3 separate regions of the Homo sapiens genome follow, and regions 1 and 2 are each linked to region 3. A link is an interaction called in ENCODE POLR2A ChIA-PET data of the cell type or tissue named here. Cell type or tissue: MCF 10A. All regions are shown on one strand. Region 1 overlaps ZNF710 (zinc finger protein 710). Region 2 overlaps ZNF710 (zinc finger protein 710). Region 3 has its middle 43 kb from the start of ZNF710.

Evidence for each region. ChIA-PET counts read pairs that join two places held together with the same protein. Peaks named below come from ENCODE experiments on the same cell type or tissue, not always from the same donor. Only the 100,000 strongest peaks of a DNase experiment are listed, where the experiment ranks them.
Region 1: POLR2A ChIA-PET joins it to region 3 with 5 read pairs; 6 of 35 experiments call an interaction of 5 or more read pairs at or near these places.
Region 2: POLR2A ChIA-PET joins it to region 3 with 5 read pairs; 8 of 35 experiments call an interaction of 5 or more read pairs at or near these places.

What each region holds. Positions count from the first base shown.
Region 1 is chr15:90,013,832-90,017,831 of GRCh38, reverse strand. The region is part of intron 1 of ZNF710 (zinc finger protein 710); the gene reads right to left. Among named protein-coding and RNA genes, the nearest start is that of MIR3174, 9.1 kb to the right of the region's middle. In MCF 10A, no CTCF peak of the experiment used is centred here; a DNase peak (open chromatin) is centred at 1,911.
Region 2 is chr15:90,060,668-90,064,667 of GRCh38, reverse strand. All of the region lies in intron 1 of ZNF710 (zinc finger protein 710), which reads right to left. Among named protein-coding and RNA genes, the nearest start is that of ZNF710-AS1, 20 kb to the left of the region's middle. RefSeq lists a silencer at 719-778. In MCF 10A, no CTCF peak of the experiment used is centred here; DNase peaks (open chromatin) are centred at 2,077 and 2,487.
Region 3 is chr15:89,956,042-89,960,041 of GRCh38, reverse strand. No RefSeq gene overlaps it. Among named protein-coding and RNA genes, the nearest start is that of ZNF710, 43 kb to the left of the region's middle. In MCF 10A, no CTCF peak of the experiment used is centred here; a DNase peak (open chromatin) is centred at 1,751.

The DNA of each region.
Region 1 (4,000 bases), 58 kb before region 3:
TTAAAGTCTATTTCAGATATCAAAATGCATCCATTTGGGAACCGTTTCCTGGGTGCTTCCCATCCATTCTCGAATTCTGCAAACAACTGGGCACTGATGAGTATAAACTTTCCAGGGGAACAGCACCATGCTGTTCAAGACACTCCCACCTTCACCAAGTAACCAAACAAAAGTGGACAGGATGGGTCATTAGGATGCATCCCTTGCAAGATGCCAAGCAGTATAGTGACAGGATGTTGGACATGCCAGCTCAGGCCCACAGATCCCGAAAACTTCCTACCCCCGAGAGCATTCCTCAGCCCAAAAGGACCCTGCTTCTTTCTTAAAGAATGATGACTCCAAGTTAGAAAATAAATATGGCACCACACACAAGGACAGCCGGAGCTGGATGATTTTGTATCTCTTAAAGACATCAAATTCTTCCCCTGGTGAAGCTATAGCCTGTAAATTACAGCCTTGTATTATATATGGCCAACACTTTCAGCTTTGTTCTCCATACAGCATTTCTCATCAGCAAGGAGGAAGCAGTCAATACCCTACTTTGAAAAACAGCACAGGTGGTTCTGGGAAACAAATAATAAAAATGCACCTCTCCCTCCCTTTAATTAAAGACATGCTATCCAATGGCACTTCTGAATAGAAAAATATTTTTAAAAAGTTATTCTCCCAGAATCTTCCAAGTACCAAGTGCCTTTACCCCTAAAAAGTTCCCTGCCATAAAACAAAGTGAATGCACCAGCTTAGGGAGCCAGGAAATGCTCCCTCAGCACCTGGCAGCAGCTGGCACCTACCTGAGGCCAGTTTACAGACAGAAAGAAAAGCTCCCTTGAAATAACGCTAAGGTTCAGACATTCTGATAAAAGCTGGGAACTTCAAAGGCAGGACTGCAGAGCCAATCCGTAATCCTCCTCGAAGTGTCTGATGTGGCTGGCTGGGCTCTGGGCTTGCCTTTACCACCTACTGCCTGAGCTTTTGCCCCGTAGGCACAAGCCAGCTGCAGAGGCAGGAGTGGAAGTTTCTTTACAGTCACTCCCTTTGCAGAGATGGGTCTAGGCTATGGTGTATGGCCATTTGTCCTTGACCAATGAAATGTTGGTTAAAAAAAACAAGAGGCCAGGCACAGTGGCCCACGCCTATAATCCTTGGGAAGCCAAGGTGGAAGAATCACTGAGGCCGTTAGCTTGAGACCAGCACAGACCCCACCTCTACAAAAAATTTAAAAATGAGCCAGGCATGATGGTACATGCCTGTAGTCCCAGCTACTTGGGAGGCCGAGGCAGGAGGATCACTTGAGCCCAGGAGTTTGAGGCTGCAGTGAGCTATGATCGTACCACTGCATTCTAGCGTGGGTGACAGAGTGAGACCTGTCTCAAAAAAATAAAATAAATATAAGAAAGCAAGAAAAGAAAACTGACAGAGATGAGTCCAATGGCTCTGGAGTCAGGACTGAATTCAATGCCAGGTTCCAAGGCTAACTCTCTCCATGAACTTGGGCAAGTCATTTCAGACTTCTGAGCTTCAGTTTCTCGGTCTAAAAATGATAACCTTGCACCAGTTTCTGGAGAGTATTAACTGAAATCGTCTATGTGAAAATGCAGAGCAAAGGTGAAAGACTTCTTCCCCACCTCCGCCTACCCTCCTTTCTTTCTACCCATCCTTTTTTCCTTCTTTAAAAAAAATTATTAGGTAGTATGTGCACAAGGTACAAGATTCAAAATACAGAAAAAGATACACCATGAAAAGTCAGCCCCGACTGTGGGAAACCACTGTTACCAGCCTCCTAGATATCCTTGCGGAGCTACTGCATAAGCAGGCATTCTATCCCTCTCTCTCACTTAAAATGTCTTAGTTGGTACATAGTGTACATTGGTACATAGGGCGTGTCCATTCTTTATTACAACTGCACAGAATTGCATCGTATGGCATTGGGCGCGGTGACTCACGCCTGTAATCCCAACACTTTGGGAGGCTGAAGGGGGGATTGCTTGAGTCCAGGAGTTCGAGACCAGCCTGGGCAATATAGTGAGACCTTGTCTCTACAAAAAATTTAAAAATTAGCTGGGTGGGTTTTCTCAGTATTTACGGGCATGCGCCTGTGTTCCCAGATACTTGGGAAGCTGAGGTGGGAGGATCGCTTAAGCCTGGGAGGTCGAGGCTGCAGCGGGCTGTGACTGCGCCATTGCACTCCAGCCTGGATGACAAGAGCAAGACCCCGTCTCAAAAAAAAAAAAAAAAAGAATTGCATTGTATGGTGGCTGGATAATTTATTTACCAGTTCTCTAGTGACGGACATTCTGGCTGTTTCCTTTCTCTTTTCCTTTTACAAGCAATGATGCAATTAACTATCTTGAAAAATGCATCATTTCACACATGTACAATTTATCTGTTAAGAGAAATTTCCAAAAGAGAAATTGCCCGTGCACTTTTAATTTTAATAACTATTGCCAGAATTTCCTCCATAAAAGTTGTACTGATTTACACCTCTATCAACAACTATGAGAGTATCTGTTCCCCACCAACACATCTCCACAGAAAACTTGTGTTTCTCTTATTGCTAGTGGGCTCTCACATTCTCATATGGTTCAGAACCTTTTCTGTGAACTGTCTGTGTTTTTAGCCTGCTTTAAAAATTTGGTTGATGGGCCAGGCGCAGTGGCTCATGCCTGTAATCCCAGCACTTTGGGAGGCTGAGGCGGGTGGATCACCTGAGGTCAAGAGTTCAAGACCAGCTTGACCAACATGGAGAAACCCCATCTCTACTAAAAGTACAAAATTAGCTGGGGTAGTGGTGCATGCCTGTAATCCCAGCTACTCAGGAGGCTGAGGCAGGAGAATCGCTTGAACCTGGAAGACAGAGGCTGCGGTGAGGCAAGATCGCGCCATTGTACTTCAGCCTGGGCAACAAGAGCAAAACTCCATCTCAAAAAAAAAAAAAAAAAAATTCAGTTGATGGTCTTTTTCTTAATGACTTGTAGGAACTCTTTAGATATTAAGGAAATGGAAATGAGCTCCATGATATATGTTGCAAAAATGCTTTCCCAATTTTGAGAACTGGGAGACTCCTTTGATTTTATGATGGATTCTGCCAAGAAGAAATTCTTTACTTGCATAGGGTCAAATATATTAATTTTTTCTCTTATGACTTCTGGGTTTTAAGTCATTCTTAGAAAGTACTTTCTCCAAGTTCATTTTTAAAAATATTTACCATCTTTAACCCAACTGAAATTTATTTTGTTTTAATGTGTTCGTTTTTTAGATGGCCATCTAGTTAAACCAGGTCATAATTTTTTAAATGCCATCTTTTTTTTTTTTTTTTTTTAAGAGATAGGGTCTCACTATGTTTCCCAGACTGGATTCAAACTCCCGGGTACAACTGATCCTCCCACCTCAGCCTCTAGTGTAGCTGGGATTACAGGAACACACCATCATGCCTGGTTCTGCCATCTTTATTTTATATTAACCCATCTTGAAGTCCCTTCTCCTTCCTCTCTTCCAACTCATGCCCAGTTACCTCAGAATTACACTCTTTCTTACCACAGCCCTCCCATCCCTTCATTCAATTTGTGAGTCAAGAGTTGATCCATGGTACTGTGACTGACAGCCACACAGCTGCATCGGATGTCAGTGTCTTAGAACAAGTAGAGACCTCAGAGCATCCTTTCATTTTACAGCTAAGGATACTGAGATCCAAAGAGGTAAACTGGCTTTGTCCAAGACCGGGGGTGCTTGGGCTTGTGATTTTTTTTTTTTTTATTACTATTCAAAAAGAAGAGAAGTACTGGTTTTGCCATAAATTCTATTTGATCAATAAATATCTATGAAACAACTACTCTGCACAACAGTGAGCCAGGAACTGGGGCTCCAGAAATAAATGATACAGCTCTGGGCTTTCAAAAAGCTCAGAATCCAGTGTGGGGTCCGAACGTGTACACTCACAGACTAATAGGTAATGCAACAGTGGCCTGTGAACGCTGTGAATGTGGAAAGACCAGATAATTTT
Region 2 (4,000 bases), 100 kb before region 3:
AAAAATACAAAAATTAGCCGGGCGTGGTGGTGGGTGCCTGTAATCCCAGCTGCTTGGGAGTCTGAGGCAGGAGAATCACTTGAACCCAGGAGGCGGAAGTTGCAGTGAGCAGAGATCGCACCATTGCATTCCAGCCTGGGTGTCACAGTGAGACTCTGTCTCAAAGGAAGAAAAAAAGAACCATTATTATCTGCCCAGATCTCTGGGAGAAGGCTTTTCTGAAAAAAGCCACAGAGCCAAGAGATGTTTCCATTCTTGGGCCCCAAATTCAGCAAAGCTTAAGTGATTCTGAGGACAACCACTAGAGAACTCATTCATTCATTTGTACAATAAATAGCCGCTAAATCCCTGCTATGGGTTAGGGCTTGTGCCTGGAGACAGCAAGGTGAATGAGGCAGGGGTCCTGCCCCTTGGGGCCCACCACAGCCACCCCCAGTGCCCTCCAGCCACTGTCAGTTTTGCAGAGCACGCTGAGGAGCATGGCTGCCTCCTGTCGCGACAGTCCGTCTGACACAGCACCCAGCGGCAACCCTCCTGTCTGTTGTGGGGTTTGGGCAAATGATGTGTTCAGCAGTTTTTGTAAACTTCCCCAAAGGCAGGACCAGCAAGAAGGAGGAACTGAGCATCAATGGCCAAGCCAGTGCTTCCCCCTTGGCCCTGGATGCTGAGTTCAATCCAGGCTCTGCCGTCTACTAGCCGTGTGACATCAGGTGATTCTCATCTCTATGGGGGGGAAGAGGCTCCTGACTCATGGGACAGTGAGATGAGGATGTCAGTGTCGTTAGTTCCCTTCCCTCTCCTTTCCCCTGCAGCCTAATACCAGGAATCAGCCCCCTCCCGCCAACCTCAAGGGCGCGGGCATAAGGAAACAGTTAACACTGCTTTAGAGGTGAGGAGAGGGCAAAAACGTCAGCCAGCGAACTGCCTGTGGGAGCTGAAGTGTGGTTCCCTACAGCAAGGGTAACCATGGAGCTGACCGTCCACACCGGGCCCCTTTCTACAAGGGGCCACTCCTTATAGTCACACCAGGACACCTGAAGCAAACCCCTTCCCATATGAACAGGTAGTTTGGACTTGAGAAGGTGCGTCTGTGTCAGGAGCCTGTGCTTGGCTGTAGAAAGGGACTAACCCAGAGTCCTTGTTCCTGAGGGTTTGTGCCTAAGTGGGGGCAGGGCAGGGGCACAGAGAGCTGCCAACAACTGACGACAAACACCACGGAAGACCTACAGCTTCTCATTACAGACACTCACGAGGTCCCCAGTCAGCCATTTAATACTAGGAACAACCCGGGGGGCAGGGGTGGGGTAGTGCGCTCCCCACCTCACGCCCCAGGAAATCCAGGCTTGAATAACACACTCCCAAGTGCCCCATCAATGAAGGGGGAGTTGGGTCTGCAGCCAGGCCCGTGTGGCCCCACAGCTGGGTCCCATCTGTGCTCCTGCAGCTATGCACCCGCGGAGGTCACACCCGAGCCTGGCTCCTCAGTTCTCAGGAGCTGTCCTGGGTCACCACAGGCCAGCAGGGGCACGTAGGCACGACCTGGGCAAACTGCAACATGAAGGCTCGGGCTGCTTCCTGGCTGGCTGGTCCAGGGCCCCAGCCGGCTGGGGGAACTGGGGTCTCTCCTTCTACTAGAAGTCTTCATTGAGCCACTGCCCACCTGGGCAGTTGGCCCCACGCTTTCTTTTACACTGGCCTGGAGACTTGGCTGAGTAGAACACACACCACCCTGTAATGCTCTCTTTGTGAGGCTTATGGGGGCAGGCCCCGTGTCCATGTTGTCTTGTTCACTGGGGCGGCCAGGCAGGCTGTGTGTGTGTGCGCGTGCGCGCGTGTGTGTATGCAGAAGGGGCTCTGCTGAGGAGGGAATCTAATTTACCTGCGTTTCGCATGTGTGTTCTGCCTGCCTATCGCACACGGAAATGAGGAGTGGGGAGGCCCGGTATCACTCTGTTCTCCCTCCTCCTGGGCCAGCATTGTGCCTCGTGTCTCCTCACCCGCTCTGTTCCATCTCCCAGGCTAAACCCTTCTGTTTATGTCCTGGCACAGGGCCATCCAGGGCAGGAAGAGAGCCTGCCAGGTGTGCGTCACCTGTGTGCCAGGGCTGCCTCCCCACCCAACCCAAGGCCCCTCTGTCATCCGCCTGGGGCCCCACTGGGGCCCCTCCCTTCTTAGAGCAGGGCCTCTCCCACCACTTGTGCTAAGGACTCAGAACAAAAGCTCCCCCCATGTCCAGGAGAAAGGGGAGCTCAGACTGCCCCAGGCTGGCAAGATGAGGGGCGACCACTGGCTGGGATGTGGCGTGGCCTCCCACCAGGATGCCCTCGGTCCCCAGGGTGGGGAGAAAGTCAATGTGAAAGGCGGGGAAATAGACACAGATGAGCTGCCTGATTGTAGTTGTGCTGGGAGTGGGGGAAGGGAGGACATATCAGAGAGAGAGAGAGAGAAAGGGAGAGGGAGAGAAGAAATGAAGAGACAGGGAAGGGGGGGCAGAGGAGGAGCCTGAGTGAGGGGGAGGGAGAGAGAATGAGGCTGTGGAGGCCAAGAAACAAAGGCGGGAGGGGGAGGGGCGTGCAGTGACACCGGAAGCCCAGGACTGCCCTATTTCCCAGGGCTCGGCACCTCCACCTCCCAGGCCTGAGGGCCAGGCCAGCCCCTGGGGAGGGAACAAAGACTCATCGTCTGGGGGCCAGCAGGGGACCTTCCCCACCCAAGCAGGGACGCCGTCTCCTCAGAGCTCTGGAATCTCTAACTGTGACTTCACCTACGGCTTTGCCCCATGGGTCCTGTAAAGGCTGGGCAAGTCGCCTGGCTCCTCCACCTGTCTCCATTTCCTGATCTGTAAAATGGGCACAAGAGCCTACTTGGAACGGGAACTATTGACCTACCTGCTGGTTACCAGGGTCCCTTCCCCAAGCTGTGACAGCACCTCCTCTCATCCCACACTGCTCACAACAGTGCTCCTTTCCTCTCATGGGGACCCCATCACTCTAGGAGCAGAGGAGGGTCGGGTGGGATCAGGGTGGCTGGTGTCCCTTGGGACACAGATCTCAGGGCAGAGAGTGGGTGAAGACACCCAAAACCTGGTCTCGCACGACAGGAGCCATTTTGAAGGAAGAACCAACAGGACCTTGTGGCCACCTGGACACTCTTTGACTAGTTCCCACCACCAGGGAGATCTCAAACACCAACTGAAGGGCGGGCGCGGAGGCTCACACCAGTAATCTCAGCACTTTGGGAGGCTGAGGCAGGCGGATCACTTGAGCTCAGGAGTTTGTGACCAGCCTGGGTAACGTGATGAGCTCTCATCTCTGCAAAAAAAAATGCAAAAATTAGCTAAGTGTGGTGGCATGCCTGTAGCCCCAGATATTTGGGAGGCTGAGGCAGGAGAATCGCTTGAGCCCAGGAGGCGAAGGTTGCAGTGAGCTGAGATCACGCCACTGCACTCTAGCCTGGGTGACAGGCGTGAAACCCTGTCTCAAAAAACAAAACAAAAAAAAGTATAGAAATAAAGAAAAAGCAAGCAAGCAAACAAACAAAAACAACCAATAGACAGAGGTCTGGGGCTTCTGCCAGGCCAGGCTTGGGACATCACCAACCACCCGTGATCAATGTAATTTGATGACTATTTCCTGAAGGTCCAGTGAGCCCATACTCCCTGACACAGCCTCAGCAGTGCCTCGAACTTATCCTGGAAGGCAGGCTTGCCTGTTGGCTCCTCATCTTGGCCTTGAATCACCAGGTTGCTCAGAGACTGCAGTCTCCAGCCCTGCAGCTGAACCTCTGACTTTTTATTTATTTATTTATTTTTTGAGACAGTGTCTTGCTCTGTTGCTCAGTCTGGAGTGCGGTGGAGCAATACTGGATCACTGCAACCTCTGCCTCCTGGGTTCAAGCAATTCTCCTGCCTCAGCCTCCAAAGTAGCTGGGATTACAGGCGCCCACCACCATGCTCGGCTAATTTTTTATATTTTTAATAGAGACAAGGTGTTCACCATGT
Region 3 (4,000 bases):
TTGGCCCTGTGTGGGGTGGAGGTGGGGTTTTGAAGGGACCACTGCTGTGTTGAGGCTTTTGCCCTGAGCCAGGCAACCTTGGAAGGCTGCCCTTGCCAATCTCCAGAAAGGTTCCCACAGGAGCCCATGTACGTGGATCAGCAGTCAGATGAGGATCAAAGCACAATTCATTTCATTATTAGCTGAGCAAATGCCTCACACCAGAGAGGCCTGGATTTGAGAACCAGCACAAAATGTGCCCCCTCCTGACACTTCCATCTCATTTTGGTTCCATTTGACTGCACTTAGTGCACAGGAGGCCGGGAGACTGGCGTGTTAGAAAGTGGTTTCTTCAGGCCGGATGCGGTGGCTCACGCCTGTAATCCCAGCACTTTGGGAGGCTGAGGCAGGCAGATGGAGTTTGAGACCAGTCTGGGCAACATGGAGAAATCCCTTCTCTACTAAAAATAGAAAAATTTGCCAGGTGTGGTGGTGGAGGGCCTATTGTCGCAGTTACTCAGGAGGCTGAGGCAGGAGGCTCACCTGAGTCTGGGGCGCAGCGGAGGTTGCAGTGAGCCTAGATTGCACCACACTACTGCATGCCAGCCTGCAGCCTGGGCCACAGAGCAAGACCTTGTCACACACACACACACACACACACACACACACACACAGGCAGTTTCTCCAGTTTCCTGGTTCTCGGTAGAAGTGCTAGGGCAGCCTGCCAGTCCATGGGGTGGAACTCTGCCTGGGAAGGGGTTTTCTGAGACTCTTTGATAACAACTAACTTACATAGTTATGTGCCAGGCACAGTTCTAAGTATGCTTTAGGACATACTCATAAGAGCTCTGGAAGGCAGATACTTTCATAATAGTGTTTTAGTATAATAGTATCTAACAGAGGAGAAAATGGAAACACAGAGTAGTTACATGACTTGTCAGAGCTGTGTTCTGTAGTCCCAGCTACTCAAGAGGCTGAGCTGGGAGGATCACTTGAGGCCAGGAGATTGAGGTTGTAGTGTGCTATGACTGCATCTATGCATAGCTACCGTGCTCCTTCCCGGACAACATAAAGGAGGTCCTGTCTCAAAAATTAAAAATTAAAAAAAGTTGAAAAGAAAAAAGATCACACAGCTAACTAGCAAACATGGAACCTGGATTTGAACCTAGGCAGTTTAAAATCTGTTCTTTGCGTTTTTGTTGTTATTGTGGTTGTTTGAGACAGGGTCTTGCTCTGTCGCCTAAGCTGAAGGGCAAAGGTGCAATCACAGCTCACTACAGCCTCGACCACGGGAGCTCAAGCGATCGTCCCACCTCAACCTCCCAAGCAGCTGGGACTACAGGAATGTGCCACCATGGCTGGTTAATTATTGTATTTTTTTGTAGAAATGGGGTCTTGCTATGTTGCCCAGGCTGGTCTTGAACTCCTGGCCTCAAGCTGTCCTCCCACCTTGGCCTCCCATAGTGCTGAGTTTACAGGTGTGAGCCACCACGCCGGGCTTGTAGTGTCTTTTACTATAAAGTGATGACTGGGTATTGCCTGTTGCAGTCGCGCTGCGACAATGAGTATATGCATTTTCATTTTTCTTCTGGGTCAGGAGGCCGTGGGCAGTCTGAGCTTGCAGGCCTGGCCATGTCTAACACGGCCTCCCCTCCGGACACCGGGATAGGATAGAAGCTGGATTGGAGCACCGAGCCTGGGCTAAGCCTGGGAATCTGGCCAGCCCCATGGTAAGGGAACTTGCAGCTGATCAGCAGTTCCCAGTGTGAAGGCAGGTGAGGCAAGGCCAGGCTTGCCCCAAGGCAGCCTGGGAGCTGCTGGAACAACAGGGCCAACAGGGCAAACAGGGCGAACAGGGCGGGGCAGCCTAGGGAGCATCGGGCATGAGGTATGTTCAACACAGTGACCCCATCCGCTGCCAAACAGGACCCAATTAACACTTAGCAACTCCTCCTCCAAGCTTAGAGCATGTGGGAGGAAGGGGCAGAGAGGCCCTCCGGACAGGTAGAAGAGTGTGCACCAGTAATGCGTTCCTTCAAATTACTGCACGTCGCTCAGTCGGAAGGGTTAACTTACTCATGAATATTTAAGTTCCCTTCCCTGCCCTTTAAAAAATATTAGCAAAGCTGCTGGGAATCAGCCCTCCTACCCTCGACAAAGCTCTCTCTATTTATCTTCTTTTATGTCCTTCAGTAAAGTTGTATCGTTTTTGTCATATAGGCAGGCCACGGTTTTTGTTAAATTTATCCTAGGTATTTCACAACAGTTATTATTGTAAACTTTTTGCATGCACATATATTTATATTTTTATATTGTCAAATCTGTTACTTTGTGCCTGCCAACTTTGTTACTAGGCTTAGAAAGGCCTTCTCCACTCCAAGATTATGGAACTATTTGCTTATATTTTCTTTTAAAACTTTCATGTTTTTACTTAAAATACATACAAGTTTTTTGTTTGCTTTTAAGGAATGTAGGGGCTTTTCTTAGCATCTGGTATGAGATGGAGCTCAACTTTCTCTTCCAAATGGTTAGCCAATTGAACTAACAAAATGTATCGAACTACCCATCTTTTCTCCATTGATTCAAAATCCCCCCTTTATCACACATCAAATTCTTACATCTACTGAATCTCTTTCTCAGTTTTCTATTCTGTTCTATCGATCTGTTGGCTTATTCCTGGGTCGATACTACAAAATGACTTTATTTCTTATTAGAAAAGCAATAAAGGCTTATTACAGAAAGATCAGAAATATATAGACACTAAAAAACAAACAAACAAAAACACTTGTGCTTGCACCCAGGGATTACTACCATTTTACCTGGATGTTTATCACTCCAGATCATTTAATTTATATAAATGTGTATAAATATGTACATTCATAGAGTAAAATTGAGATCACACCATATAAATGGTTTTGTAAACTTTTTTCATTTCATAATACTTCAGGAATATGCTTCCTTGCCAGTAAATAGTCTTCTTTTTAAAACTTCTTAATTGTAAGATATAACATGCATACAGAAAAGTACACGAAATAAACACATTTAGCTCAATGATTTATCACAAAGCGAACACCCATGTAACCACTACTCAAGTCGAGAAGTACAACATTGTCAGCATCCTGGAAGCCCATCCTCTGTGCTCTGTGCTCTCTCTCTCTCTTTTTCTTTTCTTTTCTTTTTTTTTTTTTTTGAGACAGGGTCTCACTCTGTCATCGAGGCTGGAGTGCAGTAGCATGCTTGTGGCTCACTGCAGCCTCGACCTCCCAGGCTCAAGTGATCCTCCCACCTCAGCCTCTCAAGTAGCTAGGACTACAGGTGTGTGCCACCACACCTGGCTAATTTATATATATTTTTTGTAGAGATGGGGGGTCTCACCATGTTGCCCAGGCTGGTCTTGAACTCCTGGGCTTAAGCAATTCTCCCACCTTGGCCTCCCAAAGTGCTAGGATTACAGGTGTGAGCCACCACACCTGGCTTTGTCTATATCTCTTGGTGTATATATGTAAATCCTTCTATTGGTTGTGTACCTGGGAGTGGAATAGCCAGGTTATAAGGTTTGCCTATGTTCAGTTTTCATAGATACCAAAAATAGTTTTCTAAAATGATTGCATCCTTCTACCACCTGTGTAAGAGAATTCTGGTTGTTAATTCTTGATATTGTCAAGAATTTTAATTTTAGCCATTCTGATGATGTCTCATTGTGGTTTTATCTTATTTTTCATGCATAGGCAAAATACTTCTTGTTTAAAAAGATGCCCCCCCCCCAATTTTAAACTTTTTTTTCCCCTTCCCAAATGACCTAATGACTTGTTAGCCTGATGCCTAATAAACAAAATCCAAGGTGGCTGTGTGGATTTCTACTTGGTAGCCTCAATACCGTTCTTGCAACCCAGCATTCACACATGTGCAGTGAGTTTATTGAAAAATAGTCTGTTCTGGTCTGGGCGCGGTGGCTCCCACCTGTAATCCCAGCACTTTGGGAGGCCGAGGCAGGTGGATCACAAGGTCAAGAGATCGAGAC